2 separate regions of the Homo sapiens genome follow, and region 2 is linked to region 1. The links are chromatin contacts, found by Hi-C or POLR2A ChIA-PET in ENCODE. All regions are on one chromosome and are shown on one strand. Each heading gives the region's core, a stretch centred on a gene start or an enhancer-like site at or near the end of the contact. The rest is flanking DNA. Distances are from core to core; before and after follow the strand shown. Region 1 overlaps ZNF438 (zinc finger protein 438). Region 2 overlaps ZEB1 (zinc finger E-box binding homeobox 1).

The links. Hi-C counts contacts between places; a loop is a spot of excess contacts on that map. ChIA-PET counts read pairs that join two places held with the same protein, here RNA polymerase II (POLR2A). Pooled maps may share reads with other maps.
Region 2: a loop to region 1 is called in a map of gastrocnemius medialis, with 4 times the contacts of the local background. The contact joins two enhancer-like sites. A Hi-C loop is called at or near these places in 1 of 168 maps with a recorded cell type or tissue (gastrocnemius medialis) and 2 of 50 pooled maps. POLR2A ChIA-PET finds 5 or more read pairs at or near these places in 1 of 52 experiments (PC-3).

Annotation. Positions count from the first base shown.
Region 1 is chr10:30,979,621-30,982,612 of GRCh38, reverse strand. The region is part of intron 2 of ZNF438 (zinc finger protein 438); the gene reads left to right. Among named protein-coding and RNA genes, the nearest start is that of ZNF438, 51 kb to the left of the region's middle. Within about 2 kb of position 1,497, at least 13 of the 41 ENCODE cell types and tissues checked have a DNase peak (open chromatin) inside an H3K27ac peak, as active enhancers do; they include gastrocnemius medialis, where a contact is called at or near this core.
Region 2 is chr10:31,398,252-31,401,243 of GRCh38, reverse strand. The region is part of intron 1 of ZEB1 (zinc finger E-box binding homeobox 1); the gene reads right to left. Among named protein-coding and RNA genes, the nearest start is that of ZEB1, 81 kb to the right of the region's middle. Within about 2 kb of position 1,428, at least 7 of the 41 ENCODE cell types and tissues checked have a DNase peak (open chromatin) inside an H3K27ac peak, as active enhancers do; they include gastrocnemius medialis, where a contact is called at or near this core.

The DNA of each region.
Region 1 (2,992 bases), core at 248-2,747:
TAGACACTTAAAACAACAGACCCATGCCTGAATAACTCTTGCAGAATAATTGTCCGGCTTGGAAATTTCTGTGTTGCTTGGTAGTCTTTAGCCAGAATTGGTGTTAACAGTCTCATGTTAATAGAATTATAGTTAAAGAATTATAATCTATTTTTTAGTTGTTTAACATGATTGTGCTAACCTTGGTTGGGAAGTTGAGAAAAAGACAGGATGGCCGGGCGCGGTGGCTGATGCCTATAATCTCAGCACTTTGTGAGACTGAGGCAGGTGGATCACGAGGTCAGGAGATCGAGACCATCCCGGCTAACATGGAGAAACCCCGTCTCTACTAAAAATACAAAAAATTAGCCAGGCGTGGTGGCAGGTGCCTGTAGTCCCAGCTACTCAGGAGGCTGAGGCAGGAGAATGGTGTGAACCCGGGAGGCGGAGTTCGCAGTGAGCCGAGATCGCGCCACTGTACTCCAGCCTGGGTGACAGCGCGAGACTCCATCTCAAAAATAAAAAAAAAAAAAAGAAAGAGAAAAAGGATGGTTTTCTCAGGCCAAGTTTAAATTACATTGATCATGTAATAGTTCACACAAAACAAGCAAACAAGAAAAACTTATTATTCTGTGCTAGAAGAGCATTAAAAGTATTGTTTTTAGGGACATGCTTACCATTCAGCTGATTGTAATTTGTGGTCATCAAAGTGTAAATAAGAATAGCTAGTATATATTGAACTTTTTTTTTTTTTTTGAGATGGAGTCTCGCTCTGTCACCCATGCTGGCGTGCAATGGCACAATCTCGGCTTGCTGCAACCTCCACCTCCCGGGTTCAAGTAATTCTCCTTCCTCAGCCTCCTGAGCAGCTGGGATTACAGGTGCACGCCACCAGCCCAGCTAATTTTTTTTGTATTTTTAGTAGAGACATGGTTTCACCATGTTGGTCAGGCTGGTCTCGAACTCCTGATCTCATGATCCCCCTGCCTCGGCCTCCCAAAGTGCTGGGATTACAGGTGTGAGCCATCACGCCCGGCCTGAACATTTTCTATGTACCAGGCACTTTACTTACATTATCTCATATAATCTTCATAATTACCTATGAGATAGGCTGGAATTCCCTTTACAGATGAGGCTGAGAGAGAAGAGCTGTCTCCAGTCTAATTCTGAGATGGGGAGGCGGACAGAACAAGTGCCTATTATGTACAGTACCTACTGTTTGTTCATGATATAAGCAGCTCCCAGGAAATGCTGTCATGTTTCCATAAACACGTAGTAAACTTCGGATTATTTCAGCTTTTCTAGGTAAGAATATCTGATCACACTGGGTGACCTAGAGTGGATTCTCCTGGGGTGAGCAGCCTGGAGTAAGGACTTGTGTTTCTTGTCTAGCTTTACTCTGGCTCATTCTGCAGTCCCCTAACATGTCAGTTGTTCTCTGTCACCTGATTAATTGCTGAACACTCATTCATTGTGTGCTTCGTTGATCATATGCCAAGAACTTTTGGCAGCTCTGGGGAACATGCTCTCCACGTGCCTCCTGGTAACTGTTGGACAACTAGAAGTTCCTAGCTGTTGTGAAAACTTTGATCCAGAAACTGCAACACATGCCAGAGACCAGGGATGGGGTAGTTGAACAGCTGACAGGTGAAATGTAGCTATTCAGATTGTTAGTTGGTCAGGAGTCAGAAATAGAGTAGGCATGTGACTCTAAAAAGTGGTTTTTGAAGAGGATTATGATGGTTGGCTATGGACTTCATAGTTTGTAGACATAAAATAATTCTAACTTCTTTTTGAGGAAGAGTCATAAAAGTACAAAATCTCCTTTGCTATCTTCTCTTCTTTATGGTCTCTAAAAGTTGACATTTCTCAGGGCTCAGTCCTTAGCCTTCTGTATTTATTTTCCACACGATCTCATATGATCCCATGTTTTAAATGCCATCTGTTCTCCCAAATTTACAATTTCTTTACTTTGGTCTCTCCCATGAGTTCTAGACTTATTTTTATGTCTTTTCAACATCTCCATTTTGGAGTCTAATAAACATTTCAAACTTAGTATGTCTAAAATGTAAATCTTGAACTTTTCTCCCTGGGTAAGTGATATACCCAGTTGTTCCAGGCCAAAAACTCAAAGTCATGTGTGACTTTTTATTCCATATCCCACATCCAGTCCATTAGTAAGGCTTATATGCCTGCCTTTCAAAATGTATCCCAAATTACTCCTACCCCACTCCTCACCCTTACTGCCCTATTGTAAGTCACTGTCATAAGTCACCTAGGTGATAATATCGTCTTCTAACCGGCCTTCCTTATCTCCTCATTGTATCTCTCCAGTCAGTCCTCCATATAGGAGTAAAAGGTGTTTTTTTTTTTTTTTTTAATGTTAAACAGTTTCTGTCATTCCTCTGTTCAGAACCCTTCAGTGGCTACCCAGCACACACAGGATGAAACGTTGTCTCACATGTTCTAACAGGCCTGCTGACTTTATCTCCTGTCACTCACTGTCTTGCTCACTCTCCTCTAGCCACACATGCCTTCTTGCTATTCCTTAGATACTCCCAAGTCCATTTGTAATCAGCTAGCTTCTCCTGGTTCCGTGATCCCACACCCCTCACTCCAACCAGTTTAGCCTAGTACCAGTGGAGGTAGATTTAGAGAGAAGAAAAGTGCATATCCAAGACTCTCTAGCACATGTATCAGTAGAGTCACAATAAAAATATTACAGCTTTAGCATTCCTAGTTTTGGTAATTTGGATTGCTTTCAAGAATAAGAAGGACTGGATTTAGATCTACAGAAAGTCATAGCTAGAATCAATGGGGAAAAGTTACAGAGAGAGATTTCTCCTCAGTTTAAAGAGTGCTACAAAGAGACTTAGACTCCCACACAATAATAGTGGGAGACTTTAACACCCCACCGTCAATATTAGATCAATGAGACAGAAAATTAACAAGGATATCCAGGACTTGAACTCAGCTCTGGACCAAGAAGTCCAGATATGTCAAAGATCAGATG
Region 2 (2,992 bases), core at 179-2,678, 420 kb before region 1:
TTAGTTTTCTGTCTTTTTAAAAATGTGTCACTGACAAAATTATTGTGGGCTGTACTCCAACCCCATTTTCCTCATAAGCCCTATGATTTTTATTGCCCAATCTAATTCTGGGTAATTAGCTAAAGGAAATAATTTAGGCAAATGCAAGAAGTTATATGCACAAATATATCACCTACCATATTATTAATAACAGTAAAACAAAACAGCCTTAAGATGTCCAACAGGAAGAAAACAATTTATTAATAATGATACATCAGCAAGATGGTCTATTATTAGTCATTTAAAAAGACTATAATGAAACATGAAGAAATGTATGTCATAATTGAGAAAATTTGGATTATGACTCTATTTAAATCAGTTATGCATATAGTCAAGAAAAAATAATTATGAAATTTGAAACTAATTATTTGGTAGCTTTATGTATTTAAAAATTATTTTAAAAAGCAGTTACTTTAACAAAAGCTATGTTGGTAGGCTGAATTAGTATTTGTTCCATGCTTTTTGAAGATGAAAACTTATAAGACACAGAACAAGGATCCTGAAAAGTTCAGTCTCTGTACTGCCTTTGAAACTCTTCTGGAAATTTAAATTATTTTATAAGTTTTTTTGTAAAAAAATTCCTACTGTACTAAATGACTACTTTTAATGATAAAAGATTCTTTTAAAAAGTATTCACATCATAGCATACTCAAATAGTAATCATATTTAAGTTCAAATAATATTTTTTTTTAGTATTCCACACTTTAAAAATAGAATAAATGGTCAAAGCTAAGGATCTGTGCAAAAAAGAAAGTTCTACATATATAATGATACCAATGTATACAGTCATATTTCTAATACCTTTAGCTCCATGCATGTCATTTACTGGAATATTTGAATGCTTATTCAATGATCCCAGGAGCTCTCAAAAATCCCTGAACTATGTTAAAATTTTGTGTTGGCTATTTTTAAATTCCACTTATTTATTAATTCATCAATATTAACTAAGTGTATAACGTGGGCCAAACACTATATTTCTATGTGCTGAGGACAGACCAGTGAACAAAGGAAACAAAAAGCCTTTATATTCTAGTGGAGGAAGGCAAAAAATAAATGAAAAAAGTAGGTAAAATATATGGGATGGTAGATGGTAACAGGTCTTCAAGAAAAGAAACATAAAGCAGGAAGGAGAATTGGGGTGAAGTAGGGGAAATCTGCAATTTTAGATCAAGTGGCTAAAGAAAGCTTCATTAAATTGACATTTAAGTACAAATCTCAAGTAATGAGAGATTGATCCCTGTAGATATACAGGGAAAGAGTATTACAGAGAACAACCAGTGCAAAGGCTCTAAAGCAAGAACTTGCCTGGCATGTTCTAAGAACAGCAAAGAAGCCAGTGTGGATGACTAGAGCAAAGTGGGTGTGAGCAGGCAGGAGTGGTTGGCAGTGGCTGTCTGGGAATGACAGCCCAGAGCACAGAGCCTGGTAGGCTATTTTAAGAACTTTAGTTTTTATTCTGGTTGAGATGAAAAGTCAATGGAGGATTTTCATCAAAAGAGTGACATAATATGGCTTATATTTAAATATAACTACTTTACCTGCTATATTAAGAATGGACTGAAGTTAAGTCAACAGGAAAAAACAGGAAGACCAATTACAGGAGGCTTTTTGCATCAATACAGGTAAGAGATGAAGGTGATTTGGATCAGGGTTGTAGGAGTAGAGATGGTAAGCAATAACTGAATCTCAGAAATATTTTTGGGACAGAAGCAAGATAATATTTTGGTAACAGAAATGTGAAGAATTATCATATGTGGAATGAAAGGAGGACAGGCATCCTTGGTGACACCAAGGCTGATTAAAAGACAGCAGGTGCTGTTACTCAGATGGGAAAAACTGCCGGAGGAGGTTTTGGTGGGGGAAAGATGAGGAATTCAGTTTACTATATTACATTCTAAGAAGACTACAGGGGCCAGGCACGGAGGCTCACATCTGTAATCCCAGCACTTTGGGAGGCCGTGGCAGGCAGATCACCTGAGGTCAGGAGTTCAAAACCAGCCGGGCCGACATGGTGAAACCCCATTTCTACTAAAATTACAAAAATTAGCCAGGTGTGCTGGCACACGCCTGTAATCCCCGCTACATGGGAGGCTGAGGCAGGAGAATCGCTTGAACCCCGGAGGAGGAGGTCACAGTGAGCTGAGATCATGCCATTGCACTCACTCCAGCTTGGGAGACAGAGCAAAACTCCATATCAAAAAAAAAAAAAAAAAGACTAAAGGACTTCTGATCATTAGCAAATGGATGATCATATAAAGCCATGGTACTATATGAAGTCACTAAGGGAGTGAACATGCAGTTTTAAAGGCCTCAAAATTCCAAATGTTGGAGCATTCCCAATTTGGAGATGGGGAGGCAAGAAGAAATCAGCAAGAGATTGAAAAAGCAGCAGCCAGAGGGGTAGGAGAAAAAAAAACAGGACAGTGTAGTATAGTATCTAAAAGGCCAAACAAGGAGTGTTAAACACCGTTGCCAGGTCAAATAAGAGGAAGACTGAGATGACCATCTGATTGGCAGCATGGCAGTCATTAAGAAGTACAATTCTGGTGAAATGGCAGGGGTTATAGGAACTGAATTCAGACAGCACAGGCAACTACATACTTCAGAGATATAGGCTTTACATGAAAGACATGGGGTAGTAACTAAAGGAGAACTGGGAGTAAGATTTTTTTTAAGATGGGGGAAAAAACTCAACATTATTTGTATGTTGGTGGAAAAGATCCAGTAGTGAAGGAAAAATAATGATGCAGAGAGAGAAGGCAGAATTGCCCCAATTTTTTGAGACTCACTAATTATGACATATCCCCCATTAAAAATAATTTCAATATTTATCCAAAATTTAGAATCATAGTATCTCATACAATAATATTAATAAAATATAATACAAAGAAGCCAATATATATAATGGTTCTAAAAATAAGTATAAATGTTGAATAAACCAATGAATAGTATA